Regions from separate parts of the Homo sapiens genome. Here regions 1 and 3 are each linked to region 2. The links are chromatin loops, found by intact Hi-C in ENCODE. Cell type or tissue: heart right ventricle. All regions are shown on one strand. Region 1 overlaps NFIB (nuclear factor I B). Region 2 holds the start of LINC01235 (long intergenic non-protein coding RNA 1235). Region 3 has its middle 73 kb from the start of MPDZ.

Region 1 (8,000 bases), 690 kb before region 2:
TAGGCACTGTTAGGGGAAAAATTATGCAAATTAAAATCAGGCCCTTAGTGTTACACATTTCTTTAATTATTCAGTGCTTGTTTTACGTATATTTCAATTTCTTTATAAGTTAAGAGGGCATATTAGGTGATAATCTGCCTATATTGTTCTCAGTTTTTCTTCACTTTTTCAAGATACATATCACCTTCTAAGGAAGCATATTACTCTCATCTCAAAAAAAAAAAAAAAAGAAAAAGAAAAACTAGCAACAAAAAAACTCTCAGGATTTTGTATAATAGGAACCGTGTATAAAGTAGAATAATCCTTTCCTAATGCTGTTAGCTTCACCTTCAGACAAGACATCTCTCTTTTCTATCTACAGTATGAAAGTTCATCTATTAACAGCCTTAAAAGATAGAAATTTTTAGTGTAGCTTCATCTGTTTGAACCAGTAGAAAACTGAGGAGAAAATAGCCCTCAATTCTTCTCACCCTGAGTTTTAGGAAAGTTGTCTGCATTGACTTGGGAATTCTTTCTTTGTCACCTTTATTCTTTTCAAATGAGAGAAGTGTCTACTAGTTCATGTTGTTCAATTCCAGTAGGTGAAGTTTGTAGAATGGTCAGGGTAGGATAATATATTTGGTGGCAGCATTTCCTTGAAATTATTGTCATTCTGCTCCAGACATTTTGTTCCAGGTAGGTACTTTCAGACTGTTTTGGTGAACACTGTATGTAGAAACATTTTTACCATTGAATGTACCACCAATGATAAAATGAGACCTGTCTTCTTTCTTAAGATATTTAAAGCACTTATTTCCAGTGTTCAGATAACCAGAAATGGATGGCCTGCTGTAGAAACAAACTACTTTTTCCCTTTGAAAGGAAAAATGGGTCTTTATAGTTAACTGCAGATTTTTTTTTTAAGGAACAGTGTATCTGCTTTGATTTTTAACTCCAACTCAAAACCAATTAATTTGCATTTCAAATTAGAATTCTTGGTATTTACCATTTTAGCTTTAGAAATGGAAAAACATCAGTATTCCTTCACCATTCACTTCTAGTCAGCTGTTGCTTCCCAATATTCTCCAGCACTGCACTGATTTTGATTTTTAAGATAAGCAACTGAGATGCCTTTTCCTCCCCACAGCAATTTTGAGATTAATTGCATTACTGCTGCACCAATTATAGTGAGACAGTCATGCTATTCAATGGAATATTTTGAATAAAATTAGTTTAAAGATGTAACTCTCCCATAGGTTTCCATATTGGAAAACTCTGGTCAATTTTCCTGACATCAAGTTAAATACTTAAAATTACCCATGATGAATAATCAGGATATTCAGGAAGTCCATTTTCTTTATAGAATAAATAATGTGGCCTCTGAGGAGCCTAACCGAAGACTTAGTTCATGTCTCTAAGTCACAATATTTAAGTGTTATTAGCTGTTCATCTTTTTCTCTAAATAAATGTCTACTTGTAATTTATGTGCAGATATTTAGAAAAATATTCTGCTTCATTTTTTTTTTGCCTTTAACAGTTCAGATTATAAAGACTATATACTTGCCGAGAATAGCCTCCCAGCAAATTGCGATGAACACCGTGCAGTGGAGAATTCCAACATGGGTATAATCAAAAATAACATTCTCAGTCTAGAAAAATATATTCCACTATTTCTTCAAAGAGTGTATCCTTAGGATTTTGTTTCCTACCACGGAAACTATTTTTGTACCCAGGAGCTAAAACTCAGATAGTAACATCTTTTCTATCATTGCCCAGGGGATTTTCTCAGTTAATTCTCACAAATGTCAACAAGAAATGTTTTGTGTAACTCTCCATGCACCACCATGGATGTAAGAGTAACTCAAATAACAATGCTCATTTGCTTGTCCTCTGCTTCCCCTCAGTACAGTTTAATTTACTTTGGAAATCTTTTATTTGTAGGTGTAAGGACAAACGTAGCTCAGCATTTTATATCATTGTATGACCTCTGAAATTTTAGATGCTTTACATCTTATTCTATCTTCTTGTATTAGTAAATCATCAAAAGTTGACCATAGATCTCGGAATCTAAATTGCCTAATGTGTGCATCTCAGCACACCTGTGTGTAAGAGAGCTAGAGTTTTGTATGCAGGAGAATGGTTCTTGACTGTAAATGATGAAAATTCCAGAATTCGTTGTATTTGATCTCCTAGATATTTTTGTGTCCTTTGTTTCAGTGATATCATCATGTAGGTGAAAATTGTGTTCTAAAAGCCAAAACTGACTCATTATAGAAAATGAAGAGCAGAGAATAAGGAAGCATTGGGTTCCAACTGTAGCTAGTTCAGTAAGGAATTCCATTTTAGCCTTTGGGCTAAGCATTTAAGTCTGCACTTGAGTTTCTTGGCCTACTACATGAAAGGATCAAGTCTACCTGGCTCTCAGGGGTGCTGTAAAGAGGAATTCACCTATACCATGACGTGCTTTGAAGATGAAAACCTTCTTTGAAATGCTGCTGCTCCTTATTACTACCAACCATTGACTGGCCTCTCCGACTCCGACTCGAGAGGGCCTGTGTGGCGCCTATGCGCAGTGTGCTGGATCCACACAGTCGTGTGTGCTGAGTGGACTTGTTGAACAAGATGACTGCCTTTTGGATTGCTTCACCCGGCATTCTGTTTTTGTTTTGTAGCCTAACGGCAGTGGTCAAGTAGTAGGGAAAGTGCCTGGCCATTTCACTCCTGTCTTGGCACCCTCTCCCCATCCCAGTGCAGTGCGACCTGTGACCCTGAGCATGACAGATACTAAACCCATCACTACATCCACTGAAGGTGAGGCAGCTTCACCTACAGCAACCAGTAAGTATTTCCATAGGAAATGAGAAATGTCCATCAGAGGCACCATTGGATATCTGATCCAAGGTGGAAAACACGGCAATTTTTCCAGCTACCTGACCAGATGGAGATTTCTCATTTAAGTGGAGCTAGCAGGCATGGATGTGGCCCTGCTATCACAGGCTCTCTCTTCTCAAATTCCAGTCAGTGAATCATATTTGAAAAGGGAGAAGCTCACTTGTTTAAGTTAACAGCTATAACAAAAATAATAAGTCATGCCTGCTTGTTCAAGGTATACATTGAAATTGCACTGAGTAACATAACGCAGAATACAAAGTTTTCGTATCACCCAAAGAGAGATTAGGTAATTGGTACTTATTGGAGCATTCCTATAGAAATCAAGCCCCTTCACAAAGCAGATGGAATCAGTGCCTCTGTAAGGTAATTGCATGTTTACATCATTGTAGGTTATGTCATTGTTAAAAACAGTCGCATAAGGTTGGGAACAGATGAGGACATTTCAAAACTTAGTATTAGGCACATGTAAGCTACCTGTACTTTCACTATCTGCAAGCTTTTTTTTTAAAACCTTTTGATTATTTTGCTTATCATTGGTACATCAAATACTGTGCTTTTTAGTGTGGCCATAACATTTAAATGTCAGAGATTTAGCCAGTGAACCTTCCTAACACGTACCAATAAGCCGCATCATTCCTTTGTTTTTTCATGTAAAATACTTAGAAGTATAGAAGAAATTAATTTTGAGGTGGTTTCACCCAACTGTCAGCTTCTTAGTACTGGAGCTGGAATGTACAAATTGGTGAAGTAGAATGGATAAAGCTATCGAATTGGTGGAATTAGCATGCACCTCACCAATTATACAGATATCTTCAATTCAAACCTTTTTTTTTTCTTTCTTAGAGCAAGAAAATCCCCATGATCTTGAAATTTCCATGTGAATCAGAGACAATCAGAGGCATGCACCACTCATTCTTTCTCAGCCATTGGAAAGATGCTCTTTTTTTTTTATGGTTTCTGAAAGACTAGGAAGGAACCCTATAAGAAAAATGGACAATACTTTGTACAGTGAATTCAGCATTTCTTTCTCAAAATTCATGAGCCCCGTCAATTAATAAGTTCCTATAGGCTTGTAATACCCATCAGTAATTCTTAATGCTTAGAATACTTCCCTGAATGCACAGATGGATGCGACCTACTCAGGAAAAACTAAAAATTATTTTGTTCTAGAGGTTTGCTATGTGCATTACAGTCACCAAAACACTAAGTACTCATTTTAAAAGTGGATGTCTTCACATCTTTGAGCAAACAATGTCAGCAATTTAAATAAAAGCACACAGAAAACAAAGATTTTTTTTTAAGTAGTTGAAAGATTATCACAGGATAAATGGTCAAAACCAAGTTCTAGAAACTCTGATGCCTACTCTTGTGGTGTTATTAATAGAAGAGATTCAGGAGAGGATCAGACCCAAATGATCACAGTTCACTTATAGGAGTACCCTCAGCCTGTTTGTTAATGAATTGTTTTTATACTTACATACAGGTTGTTCAAAAAGGGATCTGATTTGACTAGTAAAATTACAAAATATTCAAAAGGAGTATCTTGGTTGTATAAAGATGGCTGCATCAGTCCATTTTCCACTCCTACATAAAAGAAACATAGTGAGTAGTTTTTCTTTCCTATAAACAAGCTTGTAGCTCCAGCTTCTTAGGCACCACCAGTAATAAAAAACTGGTCATTGAATTGATATAGTACTATGGTCAAAGAAAACACAGAAGCCAAGGAAGGCTCTTTCTCATAGTTGAAAAGAAAAAGCAGCATAGATTTGGTGCTCTTCTGTAAGGGTGAGGCTCATCTCCGGCTGTCTGTGAGGTGTGGTGAATTCCAGAGGCTTGGAGATTGAGTAGGGGTCACTGGTTGCTGATGGCTGCCTTGCATGTCCCCTTATTCAGGAGCAATTAAAATATGAATTGTGAGCATCTTCACTGTTTTTAAAAAGTTGACCTAAAAAAGCTTCCATGGATCAAATTCTGCAGTCCTTTAAGTGAACAAGGCAGAATTAATATATTGGTTTTAGAAAGCCAGTTCATTTAAAATGAAGCCTGGATTCCTCATTAATCTGGTGGTTTTAAACCAAACAGTGTAGCTTTCTTCAGAACAATAAAGGTAATATATGGTAATATGGAGCAGTGGGATTGCCTAGTTCTGGGAAGATACCTCAGTCCTTTCCTTGTGAAAAGTAACAAAAGTCTTTAGGAGTAGCTCCCTATTCATTTTTTTTTTGTGTGTGTGAAAAATTTACTCTATACCAAAAAGCAAAAAGCAGTTGTACAAAAAGTACTTGCAAATGAGACTATAACAATGTAAGGAATAGTCACCATATATACTTACTACCTAGTGGCCAACTATTTAAAGGTGCATCAGCTTTCTTCCTGGATCAGTTACAAGTAATTGATTTTTGTATGTGTGCTTATGGGAAGTACTTTTTTTCAAAAACATTCCTATCAGACTTGAGGCCATTTTCACAGGTAAAATACCGAGCTGATTCATTCTACATGATACAGGCTTCTCCTTCATGATAGTAAGATTTGATTTCCTTTTTAGCAAAACTTTTAAGAAAGACATTTTCCATCCCATATCATTAAGAACATCTGCTTAAATTCCATCATTAAAAGCTGTCACTTTTTCCTGGCGGACTTTCAGTCTGCTTTACATTTAGAATCATATACCATCATTGATTATTTTATATTAGACAACTACTATCTGGTGAAAAAGTACGTCTAGGAACAGGGCCCTTCTATTTATCCAATCCTTAGTACCTCCACAGGACAGTTACTAGAGCATGTAAGTGTGAGACACCCACACTGAAGTATGAGATCTGCTTTACTGGATAGATTTTTTAGGGGGAATAAACTAGTTGATTTGAAGTCAATTATTATTTCTTTTCTATCACTTGGTGTTCACTCAGACAAAAGAGAAGAGAAATGAAGACACTTTTTTTTTTTGGTTGCAAATCCCACTTCTCTGGGTTTCTTATACATGGACAGGGTGTTCGTTCTGATAGTTCACAATTTTTATCTTTGTTTTTGTTCTTCCTTAATCAGCCTACACAGCCTCAGGCACATCTCAAGCCAATCGATATGTGGGACTAAGCCCAAGAGACCCATCCTTCCTACATCAGCAACAGGTGGGCAAGTTTCACCCAGGTGTGACGGTGTAGCCACGCTTTCGCTTCCGTGCTTCTCCATGTTGCCTCTCAGATCCGGACTCAGAAGGGGGCTCCCGGGGCTTCTGAGACCAAAACTGATCATTTCATTTCCCAGAATTTTTTCTCATTGATCCTTTGTTTCTCACCTCTTTGAGTAGAGTTTCTCAAATTGGCTCATGACCTTTTCCATCTCTGTAGCATATATTGATAACATCCATGAGTAATAGTGTTTCAGCCAAAGTGTATTTTTCTCAGTCTCATTGGCTATTGAGAACTTACAGACTATAGCTTTCAAAGACAAAAACTGCAAACTGTTTTAAAGCCAACTAGAATAGAAGCAGTATATAATTCGAGTTTTTGAGTGATTTCTTATTTTCCAGATGTTTTGCTCCTCACATTTGTATTTTAGTCCAAGACGATGAGTTACGAAGTTAAAATCTCAGGCGACACTTCATTCCTATTATTTTAATAGCTTTAAATTGGTTTACTGATTTCAGATGTGATAAAACACTTTTTTTTGGTTCTGCTTTCTTACATCATTTATGTTTCTAGTAGCATTTTAAATTTCACATCTCATTAATGCTGTAAATTTAATGCAAATGAAGTGTTTACCCAAACTGTGAAAACATACAGCCAGGATTAATGGTGGCTTATAAACAGATCAGCCACAGTCAAAAGCATGGACCATACCAATGTAGAAATCCCACGATTCTAGTTACAGGATAAGAGACGTAATTCTAAACAGTTCCGAATTTAAATATATTTTATGATGCATATGTTTGCTGCTCTCAAGTTTTGATAGCAGAGCAGTTTGAAATTAACAGTATGCAAAATATTACATAGGGGAAAATTAGGCTATAATAAATAATAAAGAGCTGGTGTTAACTAACTCGCTCTTTATTTATAAGTTGCCTGTGCATATATATGACTTTTTGTGTAGGTAGTAAGATACTTTTGCCCACTTACTTCATTCTTGATCTGTTCACCTCACATACCCTTGTTGTGACCTACCTCAACTGTGCTTGGTGTGGAGTTCTCAAGTCCTTTCCAGTTGCAGCCCAAGGGGGCAGACTGCATATTAGAGGTCACCACATGCAGAGCTCAGAGAAAATCATAAAGATGATAGCTTATTCAGAATACTTGATGTTTTGCCAGGTTTAAAAAAAGCAAAACAAAACAAACCAAAAGAGTGAGAACTAACTGAAAACATCTGTACACAGTTATGAAAATACCAAATAATAATAATTAGTGGTTTTGCCAGCCATTGGCTTCTCAACATAATTCTCTGGAATGTTGCTTTTTTTTCACCTCTAAAATTGTTATAACACGAAATGAGTTATAATTACTAGAATATGGTTCTATTTGACAGATGTATGTGTCCATTGTGTTTTTTAAAAAACATATGCAGGATGTATAAGTTTAGAAACTTGTTCTTTTAAAAATCATTACACATATTCTCAGGAATATTTTTCTCATGGGATTTGCATTATTCTTTATGACACATCTCTAATTTCCAGTTAATTTTTAATGCATAAAACATGCCTCCATTATTTAAACCTTTAGCCCCAAATGCTAGTTAGAATACTCTGACCAATTCCATGTATTTGGAGGCAGCCTTCCTCCTCCACTACCCTAACCTATGGCAGCTTTAATTTTCTTATCCCTTATGATAAATGTCGAAGCCTCATGTAATTATGATTACTAAAGTCCATTAACATAAGAATTACTTCTTTCACATATCTAAAAATATATCAAGAAAACTTAGCAAGCATCATGAAAATATGAATTTTAATGTAGATAGCATTCTGGCACATGATATATTTTAAAAACTATGAGTTCTAGAACTATAAACTATTTTAAAATCAAAGAAGACAGCCACTTATTTAAGTGGACAACATTGAATCGAGACCACTTACAATGTGAATACGTTTTGTTCAGTCAACTATAGTTAATACTTATGGGATACATGATATATATTAA
Region 2 (8,000 bases):
ATCATACAGCATTTGCTACACTTCTTTTTACTGAAAGTCCTACTACCTACCAATTCACACCCCACCTGCCAACTCCCTCACCTGAAAGCAAGAAGGAATTGTATTTTCACTCCAGCATGTAATTGGCAGATCCATATTTTGTTTTTGCTTGTTTTTTTTCTTTCAGCACAATCAACGTGCCTTTTCCCTGATTTTCTCTGCCAAACATATCAGATTGTGGGAGGTTTATGGATACACAGTACTTCACAGGCAACCTGAAAGGTAGGGAGACTGCGAGGAGATACTGCAAAAAAAAAAGTGTGATGGAGAAAGCATGAGTGACTACTGGAAGACAGACCTGAGATAATTATTGAAGAGATGACAGTGAACATTACCATGATATGTTTCACCAGGTTGTGTTTCAAAGATAATGAAGAACTATTAAATCATTTTATTTTCTTTGAGATATTAAAGAATAAATGAAAGGAATATGCAGATGATAATTATAAATAACAATTATGATAAGTTTGAGTAGCTAGCTACTTTATACAACACTCCAGAAATATTTGTTATGCAAATGCATAAACTCTACCCAGTGGCTTTATAGATCACTGGCATTAGGGCTGGAGCTATTGTGCAGGAATAGGATGGTGGCTTAACTCAGTTGGGGGTCATTTTATTGCCAGTTTAACTGGTGTTAAATTAGTGGGTATTTAACTGTCACTAACACAATTTAGGGCTCAATTCGCCAAAGTATCATTTTTACTAATATTTTAGTGAAAGTGAAGAATCATTCCTCCCGATGCTGTAGTGTCATGCTGAAGGCACCACTGTTCTCTAGTCCACAGTAATGAAACTTGCATTAACAAAAGTGGGCTGGATGCCTACTAAGGAGAAAAATAAACTCCTTGAGAACCTGGTATCTTGCTGTAGTTTATTGCAGTGAAACCATTTTAACATCCCTTTTCACTGAATGAGATTTTTAAAATCCGTAAATCATGAGCCAAAATAGTATAATCCATGCAATATTTCATGGAAGACCTTTGCTGTAAGATTATTGTGTTGAACTCCCAAATTTTTATTTTAGGGAAAAAACACACACGCACACACACGCACGCACACACACACACACACACATTTCCCCACCAACACAAGAAACATGATCAACTCCAAATTCAAAAAGATTTACAAATGCCACAACACAGTTATCTACCAGCAAACATATCATTTCTTTGTTTCATAGGACACCAAGGATGAATAATTCATGAACCCCATTTCACATGCTTATTGTGTCTGGTGGCAAAGACCCCGCCCGCTCAGCCCCAGGAAAGCTCAGGCACTTTGCTGCAGGCACAGTGCTCTGTGCCATCCAGGGACCAGCCGTGTGCTCTCGAGTTACTGGAGCAGCGCAAGCAGCTCCAGTGGTCTCAGCTGTGGAGACAGCTGTTTGCCCACCGTCTGCGATGGCAGAAATGTGTGGTAGGCTTCCCCCTAACAGCATGGCCCCCGCTACACACCACACACACACACAAACAACTCCCAGGCCGTGCATCATACACACACCACCACCCAAGGGGTGAAAGAAGCCCCATCATGTGGGGACCAGAATGAGCAATGCACCACAGTTTAAAAACAACTCTTTATCTTGTATGATAACTACTGGAACAGAGGTGGTAGCCTCCGAACCTAAACCTTGTCATTTATGTATCAAAAGATTTGTGCATGCGTGAAATTCAAAATGATTTATTGTTTAGTTATTGCCTTATTTACTTACTTAATGGATTGATTGATGTGCTAGGATCCCACAGACAACGGAGGCTTTTTTTTTTTTTTTTTTAAGATTGTTTTAAAGGAACTAGATTGCAAGCAAAGTTTCAGTAGCACAGTAAGTCAGCTCCTCCTTACTGGTTTGTATTCATAATGAGTTCCTTTTGGCTCTTGCCTGCTACCTGTCTCTGGCTATTCATTGACACAAAATACTGCACCTTGCACACTGTGAGAAGTGGCAGGGATGAAAGAATATTAAGCACGAAGGAGTAAAATATGCAGAAAAATCTGGATCCTGCAGCACGTTTTAGCCAATAGAAGCATCTATAGTAGTAACTCTTGCATGGTGCTTGGGCTGAAAGCGATAGAGCTGCTTTAACAATGGGAGTTATCAGGATTCCATCTGGCATCATTTCTCGACAGAGGAGGGAGTTGCAGACAGAGGGGTCTCACATTTGAATTCCTCTTGTAGACCTAGTATCATCTGTTTCTCTTACGGACCTTGAACTTACTTTCATTTTATAGGGATATACTACACCTGAACTGGTTCTTGTAATAAAATTATCTAAAAACTTTGAAATAACTGTTATAAGAAAAGTTCCACAAACCTCTTACTAGCTTGCCTCTTGAATTTTATTTATTATTAGGAGTGCTAATTTTTTAATCACTCATGGTGAATAGGAGCAAAATCAAGGAGGGAGGTGCTCAATTTATTTATAGGAATTAGATGGCAAATTTGTGCATAACTCTTATTTGATCGATGTTCTGCGCAAGCGACATTTACGTAGGATCCCTGTAACCTCTTTTCCAAACAAACTCTAATTTGACATAATGCAGCGGAGAATGGCACCAGTCATCGGGCTTGCATCAGAAATGCATTTTATTTGGATTCAATTCAGACTCTTAACGAACTGGTTCCCATAAATGCAGCAGATGGGAGTGAGGCAAATGGAAGAGTGTGTGGGGCCTCACACCCAGCACCCACCACCGCTCCACTGTACTAAAGCCTTTCCTTAGTTAGCTGGTTAGTTAGTTAGCTAATTAGTTAGGCACATTCCAGCTGAAACTTTTAATTATAATTAACATATTTATCCTACCAATCCACCAAATTGAGGCATGAAACACTACAGTCCAGCCAAGGCAAGGAGATTCTTTCCTTCTCTTTCTCTCTTGACTGATTAATGTGGTGAATGCTGCCAGAAGATGGTCCAACGGTTTATAAACCTGGCAAAGCTGAAGCCAGACCTTCTTTTCTAAAGGTCAATTAAAAATGCTAGCTGCACTGTAAACAGAATTCTCCCTAGCAGAATACCACGCAGTGTCCAAAGTGGTCTCTTAATACAAAATATCAATTTGATTTTCCTCAGGAGATTCGCTCTCCTTTTGCAATGCAAATATTTTCAAGTGTACTAAACACGTTTTAGCACCTCAACATAGGCACTAAAACTATTTGCATGCAAAATTACCCAGAGTAGGCAGACAGGCACAAGCTTATGCTAGCACCATATGTGCTAAAGAATTTGAGCCAGGAAACAACTAGTATCTGGACGTTATTTACAATTTAAATTTAATTTTACATTATTATTCAAATGAGAGCTTATATATAAGTCTCTATTAAAATTAATGCTTCATATGGAATGAAATTTCACCTAAAATTATATTTTTAATAGTGCTGGGGGGTTTTGTTCCAACTAGATTTCAACCATTCAAGAAGTATAATACAGCACTTTTGGTCCTTGTCTTTCAACTGTATGAGAGGTTCATTTTTCGTTCTAAAAAGTTCTCTCAGAAAGAATAGCAAAATTAATTTTGATTGGAAGGCCCAGAAATCAACACAAAACATAGACCAGGTCCAACAGATTAAAAAGCATAAGTGATTTGAGAAAATACACACTTCCTGGAAATAGCACAGAACACTGTCCCCACTCAGTTAAAAAACACCTTTTTTTTCTTTCCAAGAAGCTCCACATGTTTTGTGAACAGGGGAAGTGATTTTGGTTTAGCATTTAGTTTGCCAATTGCAATGTGGCATACTGTCCCCAGAAAGTGGCACTTCTTTATGTACTCAGAACACAATTAACCCTATTATTTCTAGTATGCTTTCAGTGTAGCCTTAAGGAGTAATCTTAAATCTATCGGTGACGATCGGGTAGAGAGCTTAATGTTCATCTGTTAATCCGTATCAAAACAGAACACTGCTTTCTTTATCTTTTAGAGTAATTTTCTATTTCAAGTTTGGTAAGATTTCATGTCTTTAATATCATATATTTAAATATGCAATAGTTTATTTTTATGTTTACATTAGGGAGGGGAAACATTTAAGTGAATCAGAATGATTATTTCCAACTCTCTCTTCAAACTTTCTCTTACCTAGGGGGTTTACAACTGAATTCCGAGGCTGGTTGAGAAGTACTACTATCAGAGTAATCCTTTCCCCGGCTGTCTGCTAGGTTATCTGCAGATAGTTACAACTGCAGTTTATGTGTACATTATATATTAAGGTTTATTGAGATAAAGATAATACTTGGTGAAGTGCTTGGAAATTATTACTTATAATCCATTTTAGCTTAAACCTATTACAAAAAGGAGAAGTATATTTTAAACACTAGGCTGTGAATAACTGCTTTTTAAACTATAGCTGTGGAAATGAACTTGGGGTGAAGGGAATATAAGAAAAATCAATATGCTATATTTCACCACAAGGACGGCATCAAATATACCCAGAACATTAACTACAGAGGATTCTTCCTCCTGGATTAGAGATAATCAAACTTATTATCAACCTAATACATACAATTTTTCTTTTGAAAACTTCAAGTATAATTCTAGGTCAAACATCTTTTTTTGCTTTCTTTTTTTATGAGCTGGAGGAAGAAGCTGCTTTCTTTCTTGACTTGCAATCAGTCTCAGAAATGTTGAATCATTGCCTAGGTACATGAACTCAATTCTGAGCAGCTTTAATTTACAGCAGCCAACATTTCTATAACATAAGCTCTCTAAAAGGGGCCCACAGAAGAACCAGAAATCTGTGGTTGTGTAGAAAGTTTAATGGGAATGGAAAATCTCCACGTTTACACGTCTATTCTTGCATATTAATATCATTACATTTAAACTGTGGTTTGATTTCAAACATTGAATTAATTAAGGGAACTTCCAGGTCGAGTTATAATGCCAAATCAAATGCCAACAGCTCCCTCTACTGGCTACTAGGGGAAAACATTTGATCTCTATCAATCAGAAATTTGTTTACTTATTTAAAAAACATCTTCACCAAATTAAATTTTGATTAAAAAATGGCTAAGCTTTTTGGTAAACCTGAAAGATGTTCACTTATAATGATAGCAATACAAATGCTAAGAATTTTAGAAGTGGATAGTTACATGAATTTTCTCGAACTCTCGGCTTCAGGTGATCCGCCAGCCTCAGCCTCCCAAAGTGCTGGGACTACAGGCGTGAGCCACCTCTCCTGCCCAAGTTACGTGAATTTTCTAACATCAGTAAACAACTTCTGCCCTCTCTAAAAAACATCTGGTCATTCCCTTGCCTAGTACCCTCTATTACACAGAATTTGGGTTAGGGTTAAAATATAATTAAGGTTAGGTTTAGGGTTGCATTTTCTCCAACCTGACACAAATATCAAATTTGTTTTCCAGAAGCTGAGAAATCTTAATGGAAATATCAAATTTCTACATGATGCTTCCTTGTCTCTTGAGCTCTAAAAAAGACAAGAAGAAAATAAAAAGAAGTATCTATTGTTATTTCATCGAGAATAAATAGATCAGTTGTAAATTGTTTACAGTTTTGAAGCAAAGAAACATTGGATTCTTTTATTTAAACTCTGATATTTGATGTAACATGTAGTTTAGTGAGGGCAATAAATGTTAAAAATGTAAAAAGTAAAATGCATTTTCTTCTCAAAGTCCTTGCCCAATCCTTCTTGGAGACTACCCTCCACCACCTGAAACAATCAATCTATTTGGTTTCACTCATTTAGAGTTGTCTCTCCCTCAAATCCACCACCCCCACAACTCTTGGCCTCCTTTTCACACAGCCATATTCCCTGAACATAAATGGAAAATGTAATAGCACACTCAGAAGTTTTCAAATCCCACTCATTTCAACAAGTGAGACTTGACAAGGTTGATGTGATAGGCTCATGTGAGAGGTTTTAGAATTTTGACGTAAATGCACTGTGAAGGAAAACCTTTCTTTTTTTTAGAAAGGAAGCAATATAGCCCTACAGAGACAAGATCTTGCTCTGTGGATGTTCTCTGCCTTAACGATGAGGTCTTTCTTCCACCGTACCCTCTTACCGTATAAACTTTGAAAACAAACTTGCAATTTTGTTAAAGGTTACCTAGATAGAATATTTCACTCCTCTCTTTCCCTTTCTGTCTCCTCACCCCAGCCCCCCATACACTGCCTCAAAATATATGTATCCTTCATCTTTGAGAAGTGAACCACTTTTGTTTAAAGAACTATCCCTGCATCTTAAACTTTGTATCTTAATTTAGGAAATTACTGATTTCTTAAAGCATCCATAATTGTTGTCATAGCCACAGAGAATCTTTTTATGATGAGTTCTTCCTTGTTTAACAATGTAATTATTGTTGAATTACAGTATATCCTGGCATGCAACCTTTTCAGGAATGTTCTTATTTCATGAATTCTTTTAAAATACGAATTCTCTTTTTAAAGTTGAATTTTTCAAACATTAAGTTAAAACTGTAGCTTTGGCGTCAGACAGGTCTTCTGGATTCAAACCTTACCTCTGTCATTTATAAACTGAGTGACTAAGGCAAACCACTTAAACTCAGTGATGCTCAATTTCCTCATTTGTAAAAAGGGAATAATGGGACACCTCTACCTCATTGGGTGGTTGAGGTTGCCTTGAGATAATATATATATAACATGCTTTAGCAGAATGCCTGGTACATAATAAACATCCAATGTTGCTATTCCTGCTCAATAAACAAGAGAAGGTCTTATGGGAATGGAACAATGTAACTGATTATTTTATTTCCTGGGGAAAAATATGCACCATAGTAATCCAGCGAAGCTCTGAATACTGATGACTTTGATCAGAAAACTGAAAAGTAGACACTATTTGAAATAAGGATTCAAGACTGGATGCAGTGGCTCGTGCCTGTAATCCCAGAAGTTTGGGAGGCCGAGGTGGGCAGATCACTTGAGGCCAGGAGTTCACGACAAGCCTGGCCAACATGGCAAAACCCCGTCTCTACTAAAAATACAAAAAAAAAAAAAAAAATAGCCAGGCAAGGTGGTGCACACCTGCAGTCCTAAGCTACTCAGGAGGCTGAGGCACGAGAGCCTTGAACCTGGGAGGCAGAGGTTGCAGTGAGCCAAGATTCTGCCACTGCACTCCAGCCTGGGTGACAGAATGAGATTCTGTCTTAAAAAAAAAAAAGAAAGAAAAAGAAAGAAAGAAAGAGAAAAGAAAGAAAGAAAGAAAGAGAAAGAAAGAAAAGAAAGAGAGAGAAAGGAAGGAAGGAAGGAAGGAAGGTAATGCTAAATGACGAGGCAATGGGTGCAGCACACCAACATGGCACATGTATACATATGTAACAAACCTGCACATTGTGCACCTAAAACTTAAAGTATAATAATAATAAAATTTTTAAAAAAATTATAAAAAAAAAAGGAAGGAAGGATTCAACTTTGATAGGTGAAGCAGACATAATTTTTATCTGGCAGAGCACAGCAGGGTATCCTCCCTTTGGTACACTGTTTACAGGCGAGCAAAGAGCCCAGGGAATAAAGTTGTCCCTAATGGGTCACCCACAGGGAACATCTATTGGACAATGCATCAATGTCAGATTGTGAAACACTGGAAGATTCAATCGTTTCAAAATCCAGGCCCTAAAGTGTGTAGATAGATCTTATTCCAACCCCACCTCCAGCACCTACCGGCTCTGTGACCATAGTCCAGTTTCTCAGTTTTGAGCTTCATCTTGCTATTCTACAAAGTGAGAATATTGTCTAACTCACAGAGCTGGGTGAAAATTTGTGACCACGGATTTTTGTAAAAGATCTGCATGATCTGCCTCCTTCCTTCCTTGAAGTCTCTTCTGCTTTAACCCTGATTCTTGCTCCGTCTGCTGTAATCAGACTGACCTTTTTGGAAGCCTGACCCTTATGCTTGCCTCCTGCCCTCACACTCTGTTATGTATTTAATTCCTGTTCCTTCATCATATCTTAGCTCGGTCCGCACTTCCTTGTGGAAATCTTCCTTG
Region 3 (8,000 bases), 76 kb after region 2:
ACTTGCATCAATGTAATCTTACAAAATGACAAGTCTCAATTAAAAATGATAAAGTTCACTGTGGCGGTTATCCTTAAGAAAGTAAGAGGAAAAGAATTACCATTTGTTTAGCATTGAAAGTTGCCAGGCATTTCCCATAACTTTTCTCATTTGTTTCTCATAATGGCCTTATGAAAAGATAACTGAGATCCAGAGAAATACAGTAATTTTCTCAAGATTACATATCTCATAAGTGGAAGAACAAAATTTAAAATCAAATCTGTCTAATTCCAGATCTAGTACTCTATTACAGCTAATAGTTAATTTTCATGGAGCAGGTTGTAGACACACGAGTATATAAAAATATAACCATCATATAGTGAAATGAAATTGTGATGAGATGAATGCAAGCTTCATTTTGCCAGTGATTTAGTGGATAATTGTGTCTCAGTCACTTTAATAGACTGGACTCTGCTTCTCATTTATAAAAGCAACTAAACAGAAAATTGACATTTGTCATTTGGAAAATGCATGGCTTCCAAATCAAATGATTGCTTGTATTTCTTGTAATGACTTAACCCAGCCATATGTTAAAGGGATAAACATCAAGCCAAAATTCAAATTTAAAATAATATATTTCTCCTATATCCATTTGATAACTAAGTCTAAATAACAAATTTGTACTTTATGCTACCATCCATTTTGGACAGTACTACATCTGTGAAGTTAGAGAAGTGGGAACATATTACTTCAGAAGAAATCCCCAAATTTGCACATGTAATACTCTTTTACTTACTGTTTTAGAATTTAATGTCAGGTTTTTTTTAAGTCCTTGTTTTAAAAAGTTTTATCTTTTAAAAAGAAGTCTATGTACGCTGGGTTGAAAAGATTTCAGTGAATTTATAAAATAAAAAGAAGAATAAAAACTGATCATATAAAATTATTAAGACTTGAAAAATATATGTCCTTATTTGGAATCCATCATTCAATTGTGCAGTGTGTCAATGGGGCAGTAAATATTGAATGAGGATTCAATTTTAAGAGCACTTACCTACCCCATCATTGTTACTACTCATTCAATTACTAAAGTAAATATTTTACTTCTATGTTCACAATATGTTTCCATTTCCAAATCTATCCAAGTGCTCTATAAATGAAGACTAATATCGTGTCTCAGCTTTAGCACTTTTTGCCAAAATACTCTGAGTCCAAAATCAAATAACAAAACCATAATGCTGAAAGAGACCTCAATGAGTCATTCTTCCTTGGTTGAACTCTGTCTAGTCATTCTCCTCCACCCAAACCAACCTTCATCTCCTCTATTCAGCTGCTTCTCCCCATCCACCAGCAAGACATATTCTGAACCTAGAAAGGTAACTCCTTTCTGGTTCAATAATATTCTTTGTTTTTATAATTCAAAGATGCTGGCCCGGTGAGGTGGCTCACACCAGCACTTTGAGAGGCCAAGGCAGCTGGATTACTTGAGGTCAGGAGTTCAAGACCAGCTTGGCCAACATGGTGAAACCCCATCTCTACCAAAAAATACAAACATCAGCCAGACATGGTGGCACGCGCCTGTAGTCCCAGCTACTCGGGAGGCTGAGGTGGGAGAGTTGCTTGAACTCAGGAGGCAGATGTTGCAGTGAGCTGAGATCATGCCACAGCACTCCAGCCTGGGCAACAAGCAAGAGGCTGTCAAAACAAAACAAAACAAAAATCAGAAAACAAAGATGCTTTGAATTCCCATCACATTCATTATTTATTTTTGTTCATTGGCCTCATCATAATTTAAGATATCTATGTCTATTCTGGAACACCAACAAGGGATTATTATTTCTCACCTTAAAGAGCTTCTTTGCTAGTTGAACAGACTCTCTTGCTTCAAATCAAAAAGTTCCTAAGACCATGTCTTTCAAATTAGCTAGAAAAATATAATTACTGTATGAGTGTCACCACCCCAGAAGACCAACAAACTCAATTCTTAGAATAATGTTATACAGAATAAAAATGTAAGTATTGTGGTGGGATCTCAGTGTTGTTTATTTTTCCTTCTGATACCTTTATTGTAAACTAGAGGTGTTAGGATATGGTTAGTTATGTGAATTTTAAGTATAATATAGGTCTTTCCTGAAATTCTGTTCTATTTATTTTGGTTGTATCCTACTTTATACTCCTCCTCACTTTGTCCTCCAAAGTCCTAGAGCCTAAAAGAATATATAATACAAAGCAATATGGGAGTAAAAGGAAGTGAGAAAGATGAAAACAAACCATGGTTTCTTAGTAATGAGATTATTATAAAAATGTAAACCATAAAAACCATTACTTGCTGTAGGACCATAGTTTGGGTTCTGTGCTTTCTTAAGAGCCAAAGTTTGGGGATGTGGGGGAAGAGAGAAATCTGGTTATTAAACATGTCAGTGTGTATAAAACTAAATAAAAATAATTATAAAGAGCTCAGGAGAAGCAAGCCAGTATTGATGTGAAGACTGAAGGCTGAAGCGCCATGAAACATAATAATTACTCTTAACAACATCCTTACTTTCAACACATCAAATTCCTAAAAAAGTATTTCCAATGTTGGCCGTCAATAAAAGCCAAAGAGATTCCAACAAAACGAATTAAAGTAAAAAGAGTAGTATGAGTTGCCACAATTATATGATTGAAGTATATTAATTTATGAAGCCCAATTTAGTACATGTGTAAGTTTTAGGATATCTGGAAGATTGGACTTGGCAATGACTGTGCAGCAAACTTTACATATGAGTGCTACTCTAAACACTACAAATACAATGATCTGTGTGTCATGCAGTTGGTTGACATGCATTTTTGTCTATCAGTTTTACCTCCATTGTAAGATCTATAATGTAGGTTTAAATTGTAGGCTTCTTAGAGAGCAGTGTCTATATGTTATAATTAGCACACCATATTGTTATATGTTAAGAAGGTACACATATTTGATATTGCTAAGTATTTTCCAATGATGTAGATTTTTAGTGCATAATATTATGTCTTTCAGAGAAACCCTGTTCAAATTATGCTAGCCCAGGAATCTAACAGGTCGAAAATATTCTCATAGATGGGTCTACATAGAGAGGCAAATGCCAAGGGCTCATAAAATTCCTGTTGGCATACATAGAAAAGAAAGCAATATGGTGTTCCTAAAATACTTTAGATGTTACAGGGACATGTTAAAACACAGAGTGTCTAGAAATGTCTATCCTGGTAAAATCAATGGAGTTAAGCCAGGGCAAAGAACACTTACGGCCTGCAGATACGTAATTTATGCTGTTTCTGATTTGAAAACTGGAGTAGATTTTTAATTTATGATTGAAAATATTGAGTTCACCTTTGAACAGCTAGGTAAATTAGATTGCCCTCAAGTCACCCTTGAAAAGCACCACAACCACCACTATCAGTTTCAATTTGTAAAATGGAACAAATGAAAGAGTCGCTAGGGGCACTTTCACACACCTAGCCCTTCAATTATGCATAAATAAGAAACACCAACACCTCCAACAGGCAAATCAATTTTAAAGCGCAAGGGTTTCTATTGAGAATACTCTGTTCAAAAGTTCAACTCAGCAATGCCAGCAAGATTGCACAAATGAATCAACTCTAAAACCACAGTAGAAAGGGAACCAAGATCACTATTTTTTAATGGCCAATATTTCTCTATGTTAGATGCTAGGATGCCACTAAATTGTGTTTCTCTAAAAAAGCTTGGTGAATTTAACTTCCTGACACTAGATACTACATGTTTAAAAGGCCAGAGAAACTCAAAAGAGGATAACTAATGTAATTCCAGTTAAAGTTCTTAATTTCCTTCCCTTCTCTAACAAAACTTACAAGAATGTTACATATAAGGAAAAAATGTCAGTTTCACAAAGATTTAGAAGGTAGCAATTGAGTCTATGAATTCTCATTAAATTAGTCCTATAAATCAGATTCTATGGAATAACTCTGAAAAGCAACCTTATCTTATCCAGGAAAACCCACTGTATATATTTAAAACCTCATAAGAGACTATTACTTATGCTGTATATTGTATTAAGTAAGCCCATTTAAAGCATACACTATAGCTTCCTTAAGCCAATGTTTTTACAAGTTCATGACCATGATAAAATATATTGCTTTTCAGAATAAATATCCTTTATGCCTATCATAACTATATTATACCAGTTAAATTACACCAACATTTATGGGACAAATTTCCCTAGAAACAGACCGTGTTTAATGCCTGCAGTGACACCTACTGGTAATGAAGTACACCTAATTCTTAAAGATATTTGAAAATAATAGTATCCTCGGTTCATATTTTCATTCTCAGCTCCTTAATTCACTAGCCATGGCAAATTCTTTCTTTTCATCAGCTAACTTATTTCAGTAGCTTTTTGGTAACATAAATATACATACGAGTAACATTTTCTTTTAGAGAATAAGGATTTGTCATGAAGTCGTTTTTGTTATATTTGCTGAGTATGATGAAGAAATGTAATTTTTGTTGATAACAGATTTTCACAAATCATTTAACTTACGCTTATGCAAAACCAGATGTCTCTTCTTCTCCAAGATGCCTATGAGAGATGGTATTTCTAACTAATTGGGGAGAAAATAAAGGGGAAAGAAGCCTTTTGCATGAATTGCAGATCTATGGGATGGTCACTCCTACTGTCACCTGAGGGCCTCCTGGATATGTTCTGTATACTCCCTGTTCATAATGTGGTCTTTTCTCAGCATACTTGCTCATGTTGCAAACTCCTTTTGTTAATGCTCAAGACTGCCCTACTCAAATATGACCCAAGTCCCTTCTCTCTGACCTTATTTAAAGCCAGCTAGACGTGGCACATCTCTCCATTTCATGTCTTCCCCAAATACATGAGTCAGTCACGTCCTTCTCTCCCTCATTCCTCTGTACAAAGTCATATAAATTATTAAAAATCCTAAGAAGTATTTCCCGCCCATTCTACAACCAGGGCTTTCCCTGCCTTTGAATTCTCATTATTTTTTCGTTTATATTACACCACTAAAAAAACTCTTTACATACTCTTCTTTTGTTACTACTACTAATTACTATAATAGAGCCCATTTATAGATCACCCATAAAATGCTGGGAATGTGCTAGGCTGGATGTAAGGACTTTGATTCTTATAATGACCCTTCAAGTTAGCTACTACCATCTCTATTTCTCAGATAAAGAATCTGAGCTGGGCGCGGTGAGCTCACGCCTGTAATCCCAGCATTTTGGGAGGCTGAGGTGGGCAAATCACGAGGTCAGGAGGTCGAGACCATCCTAGCTAACACAGTGAAACCTCATCTCTACTAAAAATACAAAAATTAGCCAGCTGTGGTGGCATGTGCCTGTAGTCCCAGCTACTCAGGAGGCTGAGGCAGGAGAATGGCGTGAACCCAGGATGCAGAGCTTGCAGTGAGCCAAGATCATGCCACTGCACTCCAGCCTGGGCAACAGAGTGAGACTCCGTCTCAAAAAAAAAAAAAAAAAAAAAAAGAATCTGAGAAATGGAGAATTCAGATGCTTTGTTCAAGATAATAGACCTTGACAAAGGATTCTAAACCAAATCTGTCTTGGGTCCCAATCATCCTCTCCTTCCATTATCACACAAAATGGAAGTGTGTTATTAATAAGTTCTTTCCAGCCAAGTTCTGGCCCTGAGGCTGTTGGGAACATTTCAGCCTCTGTAGGTTGCTCCCATTCCTGCCCGTGAACAGTGACATCTTTATAGCAAGTCAGTGTTTCCTCTACTCGTCAGCAGAGTTTCAGAAATATTCTTTTGCTTTTGTCTAAATATTAAAGTTCCTGGGGGGTGAGGCATCCAGGGTAATTTTATGGGCAGTATCATAGAGCAGCTTCTGGATACCATGTCTTTGTGGCTGCTTGCTGCTGATGCAGTGGTTCGCCAAGGAAGCCTTTTTAAAAACTGCCAGTCTGGCCGGGCACAGTGGCTCACGCCTGTAATCGTAGCACTTTGGGAGGCCAAGGCAGGCAGATCACTTGAGGTCAGGAGTTTGAGATCAGCCTGATCAACATGGTGAAACCCTGTCTCTACTAAAAATACAAAAATTAGCCAGGCGTGGTGGCATGCGCCTGTAATCCTAACTACTCGGGAGGCTGAGGCAGGTGAATCACTTGAACCCGGGAGGCAGAGGTTGCAGTGAACCGAGATCGTGCCACTGCACTCCAGCCAGGGGGACAAGAGCAAAACTCTATCTCAAAAAAATAATAAATAAATAAATAAAAACTGCCAATTTGTACAATACTATGAAAGTGAATTTATGTTATTATACATTTGTCCAAACCCATAGAATATACGTCACCAAGAGTGAATCCTCATATAAACTATGGACCTCAAGTGATAATGGTATGTCAATGTAGGTTTATTGATCATAACAAATGTACCATGGGTGCAGGATGTTGATAGAGGGGAAAGCTGCATGTGTGGGGGGGACAGGGGCTATACGGGAATGCTCTGTTTTTTCCATTCAATCTGGCTATGAACCTAAAACCACTCTAAAAAAAAAAGTTTATTTATTTTTTAAAAACTGCCAATGCCTAGGCCCCATCCCAAATTCAGAATCTCTGGGGAACAGACCTTTATATTGGTATGTGTCTAAAATTCCCCAGGTGACACTTAGGTGAAGTTAGGATTGAAAATGACTGGGTTAGTGTCTTCTGTGTATATTGAGTGCCTCTGGCCCTCAGGATGCCTGGTGAGAGAAGGGGGCATGGTTTGTAGCTAAGTCAGCCAGCTGAGTTTGCCCTATCTGCAAACACTCTGGAGATATCTCCATGGTGATTTATTGGCTCCAGTTTCCTTTGAACGATAATAATTATAATATATATCTTATATTATAATAATACAATAAATCCATGTTCCTGATAAGAGACCACATGTGCAACTAACACAGCATACAACCACCCATCTAATTTCTGACTCTTTATCCCAGAACCTCCAACATCTGATTTTTTTTCTGTGCCCACTGAGAGATTAGAATTCCCAACAGTTCCACCATGGGTTTGATTTCTGTCCTTTGATTTGTCCCTGAACTCGTATAGCTCTGTTCTCCTCTTGTCATTACCTTTCATCAAGTTTACATCCAGAGGTGCTTTTTGAGATCATGTACTTCCTCCAGTGTTAGTTACCTGCCCAGTGGCAGCCCTGGCATGCTGCTGCTTCTACTGTTAACCTAGTAAATGTTAAATCCAGCTTTACCATTCACGAAAACTTTTACAGATTCCAGTACCAAAGGCATCATACGATCTCTAAGTGCATTGCCATTCATATATACCTGGCTCCTGGGCATAAGGTGAGCATATTCAGTCCCACTTCATTTTACTAGAATGCAGTCTTTGAGGGCAGACAAAATACCTTATTCATCCCTACCACCTACACCTAGCACAATGTGGTTTATCTATTCATAATTTATCTACTCATAAATGAATAGTGTTTATTTACAAATTAATCATGTAATCTTTCACTTACATAACTGCTGTTATTAAAATATGCATTTGGACTATTTTTTCCATTTGTGGCAATGAGAGTTTCTACAAACCTATTCAAGTGCTTCACTGGAACACTCTTAACCAAAGTCAAATTGTGGAAGAGTTACATAAACTAGTAGATTTGAAGTCATTATTTACCTCATTCTCAGCTTTCAAAAGTTGTCTATGGGTCATAATATGCCATTTTATTAAGTCCTTCATTTAATTTTAAAATATAAGTCATCATTTCCCAATCAGAAAAAGAGGTCCTCCTCCTCCTCCACCGCCACTTCTTCTTCCTCTTCCTCCTCCTCCTCCTGTTCTTCTCCTTCTCCTTCTCCTCCTCCTTGTTCTTCTCTTTTATTTATTCATCTTCTTTTTCAGAAAGGGTTTTTCTCTGGCTGGAGTGCAGTGGCCCAATCATAGCTCACTGCAGCCTCAAATTCCTGAGTTCAAGCAATCATCTCACCTCAGCCCCTGAGTAGCTGGGACTACAAATGTGCACCACCACACCCAGATAATT

Evidence for each region. A loop is a pair of places that touch in the nucleus more often than their neighbours do. Peaks named below come from ENCODE experiments on the same cell type or tissue, not always from the same donor. Only the 100,000 strongest peaks of a DNase experiment are listed, where the experiment ranks them.
Region 1: it touches region 2 in a loop (2.6-fold over the local background); 2 of 110 quality-filtered maps call a loop at or near these places.
Region 3: a loop joins it to region 2, with 2.1 times the contacts of the local background. A loop is called at or near these places in 22 of 110 quality-filtered maps.

What each region holds. Positions count from the first base shown.
Region 1 is chr9:14,110,998-14,118,997 of GRCh38, reverse strand. It overlaps NFIB (nuclear factor I B), which reads left to right. Exons shown (of 11, transcript NM_001190737.2): 9 at 2,652-2,790; 10 at 5,917-5,999. Among named protein-coding and RNA genes, the nearest start is that of LINC00583, 190 kb to the right of the region's middle. In heart right ventricle, no CTCF peak of the experiment used is centred here; no DNase peak of the experiment used is centred here; H3K27ac peaks cover 327 bases.
Region 2 is chr9:13,424,661-13,432,660 of GRCh38, reverse strand. LINC01235 (long intergenic non-protein coding RNA 1235) reads left to right here and starts at 1,332. Exons shown (of 3, transcript NR_033863.1): 1 at 1,332-1,458. In heart right ventricle, a CTCF peak has its summit at 4,949 (motif pointing left); no DNase peak of the experiment used is centred here; H3K4me3 peaks cover 925 bases; H3K27ac peaks cover 1,861 bases.
Region 3 is chr9:13,348,196-13,356,195 of GRCh38, reverse strand. No RefSeq gene overlaps it. Among named protein-coding and RNA genes, the nearest start is that of MPDZ, 73 kb to the right of the region's middle. In heart right ventricle, a CTCF peak has its summit at 4,225 (motif pointing left); no DNase peak of the experiment used is centred here.